Linked DNA regions of Homo sapiens: region 1 is linked to region 2. A link is an interaction called in ENCODE POLR2A ChIA-PET data of the cell type or tissue named here. Cell type or tissue: Panc1. All regions are shown on one strand. Each heading gives the region's core, and the rest is flanking DNA. Links, peaks and the distances in the headings are about the cores only.

The links. ChIA-PET counts read pairs that join two places held together with the same protein. Peaks named below come from ENCODE experiments on the same cell type or tissue, not always from the same donor. Only the 100,000 strongest peaks of a DNase experiment are listed, where the experiment ranks them.
Region 1: POLR2A ChIA-PET joins it to region 2 with 5 read pairs; 2 of 35 experiments call an interaction of 5 or more read pairs at or near these places.

The regions. Positions count from the first base shown.
Region 1 is chr7:48,326,897-48,334,723 of GRCh38, reverse strand. All of the region lies in intron 27 of ABCA13 (ATP binding cassette subfamily A member 13), which reads right to left. Among named protein-coding and RNA genes, the nearest start is that of ABCA13, 160 kb to the right of the region's middle. In Panc1, for the core only: no CTCF peak of the experiment used is centred there; no DNase peak of the experiment used is centred there.
Region 2 is chr7:48,441,177-48,449,003 of GRCh38, reverse strand. The region is part of intron 42 of ABCA13 (ATP binding cassette subfamily A member 13); the gene reads right to left. Among named protein-coding and RNA genes, the nearest start is that of LINC02838, 260 kb to the left of the region's middle. In Panc1, for the core only: no CTCF peak of the experiment used is centred there; no DNase peak of the experiment used is centred there; H3K27ac peaks cover 1,371 bases.

The sequences.
Region 1 (7,827 bases), core at 1,312-6,311, 110 kb after region 2:
ATGGCACAGGAGCTGAAAAGCAGCCAGCACAGCAAACAGAGAAAAACCTTGAACTCTCAGCTTCAGTATTCAATAAAAATAGGGATAGAGGCCGGGCGTGCTGGCTCACGCCTGTAATCCCAGCACTCTGGGAGGCCAAGGCGGGTGGCTCATGAGGTCAGGAGATTGAGACCATCCTGGCTAACACAATGAAACCCCATCTCTACTAAAAAATACAAAAAATTAGCCGGGCACGGTGGCAGGCACCTGTAATCCCAGCTACTTGGGAGGCTGAGGCAGGAGAATGGCATGAACCCGGGAGGTGGAGCTTGCAGTGAGCCAAGATTGCACCACTGTGCTCCAACCTGGGCAACAGAGCAAGACTCCATCTCAAAAAAAAAAAAAAATAGGGATAGAGACTCTTGTAAGTATTAAGACAAATTAGTATTCCAATACCTTGGCACCAGGCCTGGCACATAGCAAATACTCAGTAAACGCCAGCTATACTAACCAAAAATGCATACAGATATGCAAAGGTTGAATAACATTATTAATGCAACACATGTAGAAGATCTGTAAAATCTTTAAAAACTGCAAATAGAGAATACACACACACACGTACACACACATTAAAATCCCCAGCCAAAATACCTCACATTTCTAACATTCTAGTAACAGAAGGCAGCCTAGCTGGGCTGCCTCTCTGGAGGGACCAGGAGTCCTTCCAACAAACCAAGCTGCCCCTGCAACACCAACAGGGGGATCAGCTCGGATGACACTGGTAATGAATAGCCAGGCAAATGGTTGTTCTTCCCCTGAGGGTAGAGGAACCACAACAAGCACCCAGGAGACAGGGCAAGGAGTATTCCACAATATCAAGTGACCTGGCCTGGAAACACTGGCTGCCCCACAGCAGGATGGCTCCTGATGCAACAAAGACCTGGGCTCCTAAGAAGTCCCCTTCTTCTCCAACTGCTGGAGGCTCCATCTCCCCAACATGGAGGCAGCTGGACTGGAGAAATCTCATCTGTCCTTTCATACTGCAGCATCAGGGAGTCCCAGATGCATCAGATAAACCAAAATTAAACTCTTATTGGAACCACAGCACACAAAGTGGGCCAAGATCTGTGTGTTAAGCCTAAGTAGAATGACTACCCACAAAAATAAAAGATTTTTACATAGGGCTCAAAGTCTCCTATTATATTGCTTAGAATACCCATGATACAATTGAAAACCACCCATTATAAAAATAACCAAAGAAAAGACAACTAGAATTAAGAAAAGCAATCAATTGATGCCAATATTGAGACACATCAGATATTGGAATAACCTGGCTAGTGTTTTAAAGCACCCATCATTTAAAAAATGCTTCAACAAGCAATTACAAATTGTCTTGAAGCAAACAAAATAGCAGAAAATCTCAATGAATAAAAAGAAATTATAAAAAAGAACCACATGGATTCTCCAGAAATGGACAATGCAATAACGCAAATACAAGAACTCACTAGATGGTCTCAGTAGAAGAATGGAGATGGCAGAGGAGAGAACCACTGAACCTGACAGCTGATCAATGTGTGGTACCCAATCTGTGCAACAGGGAGAAAGGAGATTGATAGGAAAGTGAACAGAGCCTCAAGTACCTATAGGACAATAATAAAAATTTTGATACTGGTGTCATTAGAGTCTCTGAAAGAGAGGAGAAACTGAGTGGAACTGAAAGAGTATGAGAGGAAACAATGGCTGAAAAACTTCCTAAAATTGTAGAAATACAAAAACCTACAGACTCAGGAAGCTTAGCAAACACTCAATATGATAAACTGAGAGAAATCTACATTAAACCACACCATAATTAAACTTCTAAAATCTGAACACAGTAAAAGCTTTAAAGCAGCCAGAGAACCATAACATGTTACCTCTAGGGAACACCCACTCAAAGGTTAGCAAATCTCTCATCTGAAACCCTGGGAGCCAGAAGAAAGTAGCCTAACATTTATCACGACGTAAGAAAAGAATTGTCATTGTGAATTCTGAATCTAATGTAAATATCTTTTAGGAATGAAGATAAAATAAAGACATTCTCAGATGAAGAAAAACTTTAAAAAATGAAAATATGAAACGGAATCTTGGAGCATTTGGAAGGAAGAAAAAAACAACAGAGCAGAAATGTGGGTGAATACAACAGACCATACTGTTTTCCATGAGTTTTATGAAATGTATTTGATGATTAAAACATAAATCATAACACCTTCTGATAGTCAAGATGATGATATTTAAAAGCAGAGAAGGTAAAGGGACCTAAGTCGAAGTGGATTTCCATACCTGGTTTGAAGTGGTAAAATCTCAATGCCAATGAACTGTGGTAAGCCACGTGTGTATGTCTGTATTGTAATATCTAGAGCCAGACGTTCTTTGTAAGAACATCATGCAAAAAGATACACTCAAAGACAGTATCAATAAATTATTTTTTAGAATGGGTATCCTAAAATCATGTCTTAGGGTGAGGATGCTCAACAATGTTTAAGTAATCCACAGGAAGGCAAGAAAAGAGAAACAGAAGACACAATAGCCAAAAGCTGGAAACAACCCAGATGTCCCACAATGTGTAAATGGTTAAAGAAACTGTGGACCATGCATACCAGGGAATGTTATTCAGCAATAAAAATGAATGAACTCCTGATATCTGCACAATATGGATACTACTCTAGGGAATTATGCTAAGTTTAAAAAGTCAATCCCAAATGGTTACATGCTGTATAATTCCATGTATACAACAATCTAGAAATGACAAAATTATAGAAATGAAGACCTGATTGGTGGCTGGCAGGGGTCAGGGACTTGCGGGGGAGTGGTGTAGGAATTAATGGCTGTGGTTATGAAAGGTAAAGCAAGAGACCCTGCTGTGATATGGTTGTTCTGCTTCAGTGCTGGCGATGAATACACAAACCTACACAGGTGCTAAGCCTGCATAAAACTAAATACACACACGCACACACACAGTAAAATGGGAAATTGGAAGACAAGTGAACTGTATCAATGGCAGAATACTGTTTGTGATACTGCATTATAGGTAGTGTCATGAGATGTTACCATTAGGAAACCCAGTGAAGGGTACACCGATCTTTCCATGTTTTTTCTTACAAATGCATGTAAATCTACAACTGCCTCCAAATTAAAAAGTTAATTTTTAAAAGAACATGGAATTCTAAATGAAGAGGTGCCCACTGACCACAGTTGGGATCATTTGAGCATCAAGAAAAATAAATAAAAACAGCAATGGACTGAAATACATTTAACACGTTTAAATCTATGAATTCATAATCATATTGTTTAATTAATCACCTTCAGAAGATTATAGGGAACTAATGAGGCTCAGAGCTGATAATCCCAACTAAAAGTGTGTCAGGATTTTCAGATATCCTGTGATTAAAGTCTTATTTCCATTTTATTTAATTAGGAGAAATGTCTTGGGCTTTGGTTTCATTTATACACCACCTACTAACTTTTAATTTTAGAAAATGATTTATTCCTCTCTTACTTGCAGCTATTCTTTCTTTTAAGATAGAGGAAAATATTAAAAGAATGTGACTAGGTCATAGCACAAGATATTAGCTCTGGGTTTATTTGTTCTGTTGTATTCATTATTTTTTGTTATATCAATTATTTTCTTAGTTATATCACCCTCTTCCCTCCTTATTCAGACCTTTTTCTTATTGCATCAAAGGGGAATGGGGCAGAGGAATTTGAAGATTTGAAAAGGAAACAAGTAGACATATTCAGAGTAGATAAAAGAAAAATATTTCTTTTTCACTTGGCCAAAATCAGGAAGGGAAAAACCCACGGATACAGCATCCCCCGATTCCCCTCAATGCACTTCATACTAATAAGAGCCTGCTTTCTCCCCATCTTGGATAAATGGATGAATGAATGGTTGGGAGGATAGATGAATAAATGGATTAATGTATAGATGGATGGATGGATGGATGGATGGATGGATGGATGGATGGATGTGTCAATGGATGAATAGATAAATGGATGAATGGATTGATGGATGAATGGATAGATAGATGAATCGATGGTTGAATGAATGAATAGATGGATGGATGGATGGACAGATAGATGAATGGATGGATGGATGGATGGATGAATAGATGCATGAATGAATGGATGGATGGATGGATGGATGTGTGGATGGATTTAAATGGATAAATGGATAGATGGATATATGGATGGATGGATGGATGGATGGATGGATGGATGGACGGATGGATGGACAAACAGATGAATGAATAGATGAATAGATGGGTGTGTGGATGGTTGAATAGATAAATGAATGGATGGATAGATAGATTTGGATGGATGGATGAATGGATGGATGGATGGGTGGATGGATGGATGGATGTGTGGATGACTGAATGGGTGTATGGGTAGATGGATGGATGAATGGATAGATGAATGGACAGATAGATGTGTGGATGGATGGATGAATGAATACATGGATGAATGGATGGATATGTGAATGGATGAATAGATAAATGGATGAATGGATTGATAGATTAATGGACGGATGGATGGACAGACAGAGAGATAAACAAATAGATGAATGGATGGATGGATGTGTGGATGGATAGATAAATTAATGGATGAATGGATGGATAGATGGATGGATGAATGGATGGATGGATGGATGGATGGATGGATGGATGGATGGATGGATAAATAGATCAATGGATGAATAGATAAATGGATGGATGGATAGATGAATGGATGCATAGATGGATAGATGGATGGATAGAAGGCTAGATGGATGGATGAATAGATGTGTGGATGAATGAATGGGTGGATAGGTGGGTGGATGGATGGATAGATGAATGAAGAGACAAATGTGTGGATGGATGGATGCATGGATAGATGGATGAATGAATAGATGTGTGGATGAATGAATGGGTGGATGGGTGGATAGACGGGTGGATGATTGCATAGATGAATGGACAGATAGATGTGTGGATGGATGGATGAATGGATGGATGGATGGTTGGATGGACAGATAAATGAATGATTTTATGGATAGATAAATGGATAGATGGATGCAAGAGTAGATGGATGGATGCATGGATGGATGGATGGATGGACAGATGGATGGATGTGTGGATGGATGAATAGATAAATGGATGGATGGATGGATGGACGGATGGGAGGAAAAGAGAAAGGCTGGTCTGTTGCCCCTGAAACAAAAGGGACTTGTGCCCTGACCTTCCCATACAGAGGACATGGCTAGACAGGGCATTTAGAGGGCACACAGCCAGCCCCCTAGGATGCTAACACTCAATTATAATGCCCTATGTCCTCAATATAGCACACAAATTCAATAGAACATGAAATAACTAGCTTAAAAGACTTCCTGGGATTTTATCTTGTATACACTTTTCGCACTGTACCAAATTCCAAGCCTTCAAAAGGGTTCTACTCTGTCCCCTAGAAGCCCAGTTTCAAATGCAGAAGAAGCATCGTTATTGGTTCTTCAATGTGGACCCCCTGAGTTTATCTATATGTTTACAAAAACAGATGCATTATGTTGGTATTCTGTTTTTCTTCACTCATACTATCCACGTTCTTTCTTTGCCTGAAATTCTCTTGAAGATCAGTCTGTATCTGATTCAATTAATTCTGTATTGATGTCCAGTCTCTGTTTCCCATCTCTACTGCTTACAAACAATGGCACAATAAATATCCTTGTTTGCATGTGCGAATAGCTGTCTTTGTAGTATTGATAGATATTCCCAACATGGCCTCAAAGACTTCACACGAATACACTCCCAACAGCAATGCATGAGAGTGACTCTCTCCTAATACCTCCAAACAACAAAATATATCAAATTGTGAGCCTTTAGCATTTTGATATGATATCTCATTTGTGGATATCTCATTTTGGGGATTTGCATTTCTCTTACTATTAAGTTTGAGCATCTTTTCATTTGTTTAAAATACATCTTGGGTTTTTTTATTATTTTTTGAACTATATGTTTATAATTTTTCCTCATGTTCTAATGTGCTATTTCACTAATAAATTAATTAAGATTATATCAAATAGACCACCATTTCCAAGCAGACAGGAAAACGAATGATGGAAAATTGCAGGTATCCAAGGTCAGTAAAAGAGCAACATCTATGCTCATCTGAGGGTTTGGATATTATCTAGTCTCACAGAAAAAGTACATTCACAGTTCTACTGATACTGCTGTCTTAGAGAACTGCTATTTTATAGGAGGTTATATCAAACAAGGCCACTTGTAAAATGTAATTACTTCTACTCTGGGCAACTTTGCTGAGTTTTGATAAAATGTTCCATATTGGCCACTTTCACCCATCTGAGAGCCTCACCAAACCACGGACAACTTGCTTTCCAATAACTGATTTGATGCCTACAGTCAGAAAGTGGATTGCAATGGATTTTGTTCTCTCTGTAGGGCTCCCTGGGAAAGACCTTGACCTGCCTAAAGGTCCCACCAGTGCCCTTCCCCATTGCTCTGCACATGTAAATAGCCCCACATATGTGCAGAGCCTGTGCACTTCCAGCCCGTACAAGTTTATGTAGACTCCAGGCTTGGGCAGCTTCCACTTCACTGGCATTTTTCACCTTTAATAATTATCATGGAACCAAGAATTTTTATTTCTATGGAAGTTAGTTATCAGGCTTTGTGTCCGTTTAATGACAACACTAGCAATAGCCTGTGCTTATTCTTCACTTTGCCTGATATTCTCCTGAAGATCAGTCTATATCTGATTCACCAAATTCTGTGTTGATGGCCAAGCTGTTTCCCATCTCTACTGCTTACAAACAAATAAATATCTTTAAACTGTATTACTTCATTCTCATCCTCCCAAAGGTGAAGGCAGTCAGGATTCTGGGGATGGGTGAAATGCCATGCATTGCTACACAAAGTTATTTTTTAAAATGAGGTAAATTAGGTACCCAGTATCCCAAACTGATGATAGTGAAAGAAGCTTTAGTATACAGGATCCTTATTATTTTATAACTAATACTGTAAATATGGCCAATGAAAATAAATTGGCTGCAGAGTCTGCCAAATTTGGATTCAAGCCATGAGCTTCTGTTTATCATCTAATAAACTTGGGAATATAAACATTCACAATTCTTACTACTTTTTTAATCTATAAAATGGATTTAACAATGTCTACTCCCTGGGGTTCTTGTGAGAAGTAAATGAGGGAGGACTTGGGAAAGCGTCTGATATGGTTTTGCTGTGTCCCCAACCAAATCTCATCTTGAATTGTACTTCCCATAATCCCCACCCAAATCTCATCTTGAATTGTACTTCCCCTAATCCCCACGTGTCATGAGAGGAACATGGTGGGAGGTAATTAAATAACGGGGGCAGTTTCCCCATGCTATTCTTGTGATAGTGAGTAAGTTCTTACGAAATCTGATGGTTTTATAAGGGACTTCTCCCTTTGTTCATTTCTCATTCTCTCCTGCTGCCCTGTGAAAAGGTACCTTCCAATATGATTGTAAGTTTCCTGAGGCCTCCCCAGCCATGTGAAACTGTGAGTCAATTAAACCTCTTTCCTTTATAAATTACCCAGTTTCCCATATTTCTTCATAGCAGTGTGAGGACGGACTAATACAGTGAACATGATGGTTCCTCTAACCTTACAGAAGTAAGTGCTCAATAAAGAGTGATTCAATCTGCATTTAAAACAGTGAAATTATTGGTGTTAGAGTTCTGGAACTATGAGCAAATGTAAAACTCTCTATCTGTCCTGCTCTGTTGCTCCAGATCCAATCAGAATCCACTATACCAGATAGATGAGACTGAGAGCTGATCTCTG
Region 2 (7,827 bases), core at 1,773-6,772:
GGGCGTGGTTGTGGGTGCCTGTAATCCCAGCTACTCAGGAGGCTGAGACAGGAGAATTGCTTGAACCTGGGAGGTAGAGGTTACCGTGAGCCAAGATCACGCCACTACAGTCCAGTCTGGGAGACAGAGCAAGACTCTGTCTCAAATAAATAAATAAAGCTAGGTTAATTAAATATATTCTTAAAAAGTAAAATCAATATTAAGCCTAATTCTTTAAAGAAGCTAATAAGTGGAGGCAATATTTATCTAAACTGTTTTATTGATAATCTCATAATTATCAATTTATGTGATACTTTATCTGTTTATTTCTTATAACAACCATACTGCTTTTTCAAATGTAATTTTTCTTAAAAAAACACAATATAGGTAAAAGAAAAATGCTACATGTCATGCCATTAAAATTTCCAATTCCTATGTGGCTAATTCATCATTGATTTGGTTCTTTGCAATGCCCTATGATTGTAATAGCCAAAATGTCAAAAGATCAAATTAGTATTTCACTTGTGAATAAGGTCATACCTTAAACCCAGCCACATTTTTGAATAAAGGTTGCTGAAACACTTTTGATTAAACCTATACTGAAAAGACAGTGAGTTGACATTCAGGGAATCAGGGATATTGAATGGGTGGTATGAACCCATCAGTATCACTAAAGGGCTTATACTACCTGGTCAAGGCACCTAAACTCTAAATATGCACCAAAGACAGGTCTTCCTGCAGTCTCTAAACAGCTTCACACTTGAGTTTCCAAACCTGAGCTTCCTTTGCGGTTGTCATTGATGGTTAGGGCGAGAGATAATTTTGCTGCACCATAATTATGATCTCAGCCTTAACCCTGCTCTCTGATTTCTATTTTGGTCACATTTGGGAGGCAAGGTTCTATGCAGGCAGGCATGTGGACTCTGTTGTCAGGCATCTGCCCATTGGAAGTCTGGCTCAGACAGCTCCTCTTGGAAAAGTTAGTGATGATAATGCAAGTAGGAGCCCTTACGGTGGCATCTGGCACAAGTGAGGGTCAATAAATATAGCTGAAAAAAAGAAGAAAAATTTCCCTACTATCAAATCTTCTCTTCAACCTGAGCCCAATGTTCATCTCCCTCACTGTTCCTATCACCTTCCACTTACCTGTCTTCTTCATATGCGCTGAGGTCCTTGAAACCAGAAAGAGTGGAGCTTAATTTAAATTCATCTCAATATCTTCAGCTTTAATCTCACTCCCCAGCCCAAATGAGATGCTCAGTAAGGTCTGATGGGTGATTGAATGGATGGATATTGACCAAATATTGTATTCAGCATCCCTATCTATGTATTGCCTTCCTGAGGTGAGGCTTCTCTCTCTCCTGGGTCCATTCTTCCCCTCCTCAGAAAACCTAATACCACCTCTGCAGTTCCTTTAACCTCTTGATTTCACTCTCAACTTTGACAGCCATGCCTAGTGGGCCTCATTCAGGAGCAGTTTTCAAGTCATTAATGGGGCTTCATTGCAACATGATTTTCAGAGTTAAAAACAACAAAGTTAAAGTAGTTAACAAAGTAAAGTCATGATTTTGTACCATGGTTCAAAGAGAGATAAATGCAGCTACTCACAGTATTCCCAAGTATCTCTATCCACTAGGGAGAAAGAAATGGATTATGGGAGTAGGGAGGAAGATGGAATTGAAGGAGCCAGTTCAAGATGCCCTACCCAACTCTCCTAGGCTCCCGTGAGGAGGTGGGTGTTGAAACAGGATTGAAGATGCTTTCAAGGGCCTATTTATCCTTAGCTTCCTGGAGGTAGATATGTTAGTGAAAGTTGCTCAGAGCTAGTCCTGTCTGCATTACCCACTTTTGAGGCAATGACTGCATTTAAGATGAGTTAATCTCATCTTTTGTTAAATATCTCACAGGAATATGATATTCCAGTACAGGAGATGAGGTTTGGAACTATTTATCATTAACCTCAGGAGGTTTATTTAGTAGCTCTGATCTGCATGGCTGCAAGAATTACACACACTTTCTTCTCTTTTCACTGCTTCTGACAGAAGTTGCTGCTTTCTGGCACCTGCCACCAGCATTTATCCTGCCCAAATCTATTTCAATTCCATTTTATTTTGGCAGACTCTTTTCTGCAAAGCACCCTGCCATTAGCTTTCTGCTGCTTTTAGCTAATGTGGAACACAAACTTTCTTTGGCCTGCATAATTGGCAGCAGCCATGTCCCTTCCCACCTTGCTTCCAGGGAAGGTGGTTTTTGAAATTTGAGGAAATTTGGTTAAAGAAGAAAAGACAGCACTCTAGGATTAGCATCATGGTTAAGCCTGGAGACACCCAAAAAATTTGGAACAGCCCTCTGAAGAGGCAGAGTTCTACTAGCCCTTCATAGGATGGGCTGTGCAAATAGAATTGTCTTAAAAAGCAAAGGAGAGGTTGCAGACCCTTCAAATTAATCACTGCCAAAATTGCTTTCCATCATCAGAAGAAGCAGTAATTAGAAATGAAATACAGAGAATTAAATTGTGGGAGAAAAAAGGAACAGAACTGTATGTAAAGTGGTAGTGGCAGATCATAGAGCTGAAAATGTAAATGCAATCTCAGGTCTCACATCAGGGAATAAGGTTTCTTTTTTTTTTTTTTTTTTAAAGGGCATGACAAAGCATTATATAAAGAAAACAATCATGTCTCCCCAAATCACTCAGTATTAGATAGATTTGTGATCTTTCACATAAACTTTGAGCTTAAAGATACTCTAACAGGATGTTTCTCATAGTAGTGGCCACAGACCATCTAAATCAAGGAACTTGGGGTGCTCCTTAATGTAAATGTCTAGGTCTTTAGAATCCAAATTTGTGAAAGTTAGGCCTAAGAATATGCCATCTTACTAAGTACCCAGGTGATTTTTAAACTTTCTTTAAAAAGGCCCCTTCTCTTAAAACTACATTCCGAACAAAGTAACCAAAGCAATGGTACATCAGTGGGACCACATCAGTTGGCCACATCAGTGTGGCCAACACTGTGGGACTGTTCACTCTGTAGGTGGGACAGAGCCCGCAAAGGCCAGATATGTGCAGTGATACATGGATTCCAGAAGCCCTAGAGTAGAACCCAGGTAAGGCCAAGTGGTTACCACTTGCCTTGATATGCAGGTGTCCCTTCTCATTCAGCTGGTCTGTTAGTCAGGCAAGAAACCTATATTCCAGGTTTATTATGACAGACACTGCATTCCCTGCCAGAAATACAGCCACACACGAGATAGCTCCACTGAATTTGCATTCTTTCACTGGGCAAAGATGTTAAACACTTGCAATTAGCTATTTAAATACAACCTGCCACAGGTTCTGTGAAGCATAAGAGGGGAGCATGAGCATTTATCAGGAGGGAAGTAACTTGGTCTGGCAAGTTGAAGAAGACTCTGCAGAAGAGTCAAATAAATCACGTACTGAAGAATGAACAAAGATTAGCTCAGAGAAGGGGGAAAGAGTAGACAGCATTCCAGGCAGGGAGAAGAGCTGTTGTAAAGATTCTGGGGGCAAGAAGGAGCTTGATCTGTTTAAGAAACTGAAAGGAGTCCAACTGGCATAGACAAGGTGCAGTCAGGATCCAATCCTTCTATCATCTTAGGAGTCCATGAGCAGAATTTGAGTCCCAGAAGATGAAAAACCATTAAATATTTGGGAGTGAGAATAATGTGATCAAATACTTATTCTTAAGACTTGGCTAGGCCGGGCACAGTGGCTCATGCCTGTAATCCCAGCACTTTGGGAGACTGAGGTGGGTGGATCACCTGAGGTCAGGAGTTCAAGACCAGCCTGATCAACATGGTGAAACCCCATCTCTACTAAAAATACAAAAATTAGCTGGGCATGGTGGTGGGCACCTGTAATTCCAGCTACTCAGGAGGCTGAGGCAGGAGAATCGCTTGAACCTAGGAGCTGGAGGTTGCAGTGAGCTGAGATCTCGCCATTGCACTCCAGCCTGGGTGACAAGAGTGAAACTCTGTCTCAAAAAAAAAAAAAAGAAAGAAAGAAAGAGAGAAAGAAAGAAAGACTTGGCTGCAGTGTAGAGCATGCCCTGATGGAATCTAGGGATGGCTACATATGGAGGGCAAGAGGAAAAGGCTCATGAATAACTCTGACATTCTGGTTTGTAAACTAGGTAGAGAGCAGCAATATTCTCTAAGACCAAGAATGAGCCAGAGGAAAGTTTTCTGGGTTAAAATCATGAGTTGGACTTAAACGTGTTGAGATGGAGGTACCTGGGATGCGTTAGAATGGAGTTGCTCAGCAGGCAGTTATAGCCAAGAGCCAAGAGAGGTGATCTGAGCTGACCCCAGATGTATGAGCAGCAGTATGGGAACAAGGAAACCTCAGTTAGGGACAAAATGACCCCTCAGAAGAATAAAGAGAGAAGAGAGCTCAGGGACTGCCTGAGCATGGTAGAACTCTAACAGATGAAGGTCAGGATGAAGCAGGAGGTGAGGTGAAGACAAGTACTCAGGGGAAAACAAGTGATGTGTCATAGGGTCCAAAGAAATAAAGTTTTGCCCAAAAAGAGGATGCTGGATACAGCTTAGAGATAAAGGATGATGCCTTTTGAAACTAGTGATGTGCTGGTCACCAGTGAAATTAAAACAGGCCTTTTGAGTGGGATGGTGGGAAAATGGCACATATCTGAGTTGACCGAGGCTCAAGTGAGAGACGACGATGCAAGTCACAGCTTGTCTCCACAACTCTTGAGAAAGAAGTTTGGCTGTAAAGGGGAGAGAGCTATGGAGGCAACTGGAGGGAAATGATTTGAAGGAAGGGTTTTGTTTCTCTTATGCTGCTTTGTCTTTAGCAAAAGAAGAGCCATGAGCATGTATAATCCATAGTGAGAAAGATTCAGGACAGGGGGAGGCATTGAAAACAGAGAGCAATGAATTCTTCCTTCAAAGGTGGGAAAGGATTCATCTTGGCAAAGAAATCAGCCTCACCTAGGAAGAGGGCCCTACTCTGTAACAGGAAGGAAAGAGGATGTTTCCTCCTGTAACAGGAAGGAAAGAGGGTGTTTCCTCCTGTAACAGGAAGGAAAGAGGGTGTTTCCTCCTGTAACAGGAAGGAAAGAGGGTGTTTCCTCCTGTAACAGGAAGGAAAGAGGGTGTTTCCTCCTGTAACAGGAAGGAAAGAGGATGCAGGTGGGAGAGGGTGGGAGGTGGATGGATTTATTCACTCTTATTTTCTTTCTGAGGCAGGAACTCCCTCCTCCAATGGGAGTGGGAGGAGGAGGAACCGGAGGCACGAGGAGAGGGGACATTTGAAATTGACTTGGCACAAGAAGTGAGAGTTGGCCAGGGAAACATGGTTAAATTTCTGGGCAGTGTTGACAGTCCTGTTACTAAGAATCTACTATAGAGCCTGCAGACTCCAAATGATAAAAATGCTAAACCTACTGGGAAAAACTGAAAACCATGCGATGAGTAACAACAAATCAGCAAAGTGAAACCTGTGAGAGAAGCATGTACTAAATATTGGAGGAACATGTAGGACACAGTAAATAACTACTCAGAAGAGCTGAGAGGCTTCCAGAGGAGGGATGGTGTAAACAGAGGATGCGTGAGTGCTGTGCCATGGCCAGTGCCCGTGGGGGCCAGCTTTTACACTAGATCAAGTCAAGTGGCATGAACACACAGAAAGCCCCATCTCATTGTCAAGTGGCTGGCCTGAGGAATCAACCAGCCGAACTCTCACATTGCCCATGTGTAAGCTCAGCAAGGAAGTGACTTCCCCAGTTGTATTAGTCAGCTCAGGCTGCCAAACAAACTACCACAGACTGAGCTGCTGAAACAACAGACAATCATTATCTCACAGTTGTCAGCACCAAGAAGAGCAAGGTGTGGGCAGGGTTGGTTTCTCCTGAGGCCTCTCTCCTTGGTTTGCCGACGGCTTTCTTCTCCCTCACATGGTTTTATCTCTATGTGTGTGCATCCCTGGTGTCTCTTTTTATGCGTACATTTCCTGTTCTTATAAGGATCCACCCATTTGATGTCATTTAGTCCTCATTGCCTTTTTTAAAGTCCTAGCTATAGTCACATGCTGAGGTACTGAGGGTTAAGACTTCAACAAACAGGGAACACAGTTCAGTCCGTACCACCAGCGCACAGCTAGAAGGCCAATAAAAGAGAGAATAGCCCCATAACTTATGATTGTAAGTAGAATTCTTTTTCCATCACACCAAGGCAGTGTATCTCCAGATGTGATGCATGGACTAGCAGCGTCTCCTGAGAACTCGTTAGAAATGCAAGTTCTCAGGCCCCATCCTGGACCTCCTGAGTCAGAAGATTTGGGGGTGAAACCCAATAATCTGTGTTGTAACAAACTCTCCAGGTCATCATTCAGTTGTGAGATCACTAAATTTCTCAGGAAGCTGACTAGTTAATTCAGTGATTTATGTATATTCTAAACATTACACTAAGCAGTTAATATATACTAAACATTATAAATTCAATGATTTATGTATATTGAGCCTTGGAAAAGCCTTTTCAAAAAATAAAAATTATTAAAATTATTTTAAAAAAGGACCCAAAGGGACTGCAATGGCAGATGTATAACCATAAGAAAGAGGATAAATATAGGCATTGTGCCTGGATGAGAGTTTCATGCTGAACCTCGTGAGGGTTTGGGCAAATCAGATAACATCTCTAAACCTCAGTTTAGAGGTTTAGAAAATAACTGTGAGAAATGAATGTCTGTTGTTTAAGCCGCTCAGTCTGTGGCAGTTTGGCAGCCCAAGCTGCCAATACAACTACAACTTGGGGAAGTCATAATACAACTGGGGAAGTCATTTTCTTGAAGCGCTTACACATGGGCAACGTGAGAGTTTGACTGGTTGATTCCTCAACCCAGCAGCTCGGCAGTGGGATGGGACACTCTGTGTGTTCATGCCACTTGACTTGATCTAGAGTAAAAGCTGGCCCCATGGGCACTGGCCATGGTACAGCACTCACACAGCCTCTGTTTACACAGTCTCTCCTCTGGAAGCCTCTCAGCTCTTCTGAGCAGTTATTTACTCTGTGCTACATGTTCCTCCAACATTTAGCACACAGTTCTTTTGTAGGTTTCACCATGCTAATTTGTTGTTACTCATCGCACAGTTTTCATTTTTTTCGCAGTAAGGTTAGCATTTTTATCATTTAGAGTTCGCAGTCTCTATAGTAGATTCTTAGTAACAGGGCTCTCAACACTGCCCAGAAATCCAAATCACATCTCTATAACATCCAGTAACAGAGATATGAAAGTCTGTTTGCAAACTGGTTGTAATGATGAAGTGAGAAAATCCAAATCATGTAAAGTGCCTATCATAGTGTCCGATCCACTTCAGGCAGCTAATAAATAGTTTCTTTCTCCATGAAGAAGTGACTTCCACACTCTGCGGTGCAGAGACAAGGACAAAAGTGCAGTTGCAGGCATCGGTCTTCATAACTCATTTCTACGGAGCTACTAGGGTCCCTATGATTAAAAAGTATATATTTTATATTTTATTTTGTCTTCATCAATCCCTCAGAAAAGCAAGGAGTGAGTTATTTCAGAGCTATCCCTTAAAAAACTATTTCTGAAGACATATGGCATCTGTAGAGAGAAGGGGTGCCCATAGGCAGGTGCAGCCCAGGAGTAGGAATCAATAACAAAAGAGTAATCTTTGAGGGCACCAATAGGAGGAGAAAGGCTTTTGTAAATGGCTATTCTAGAAATTGAATTTCTCTAGTGTAGATCACATACACACACAACACAAAAAGCAACTAAATCACTTTACTTAGAAGACATTAATGCACACTGTGTCCAATATCCTGAGCTAATGTTGTGATTAAGTTACATCT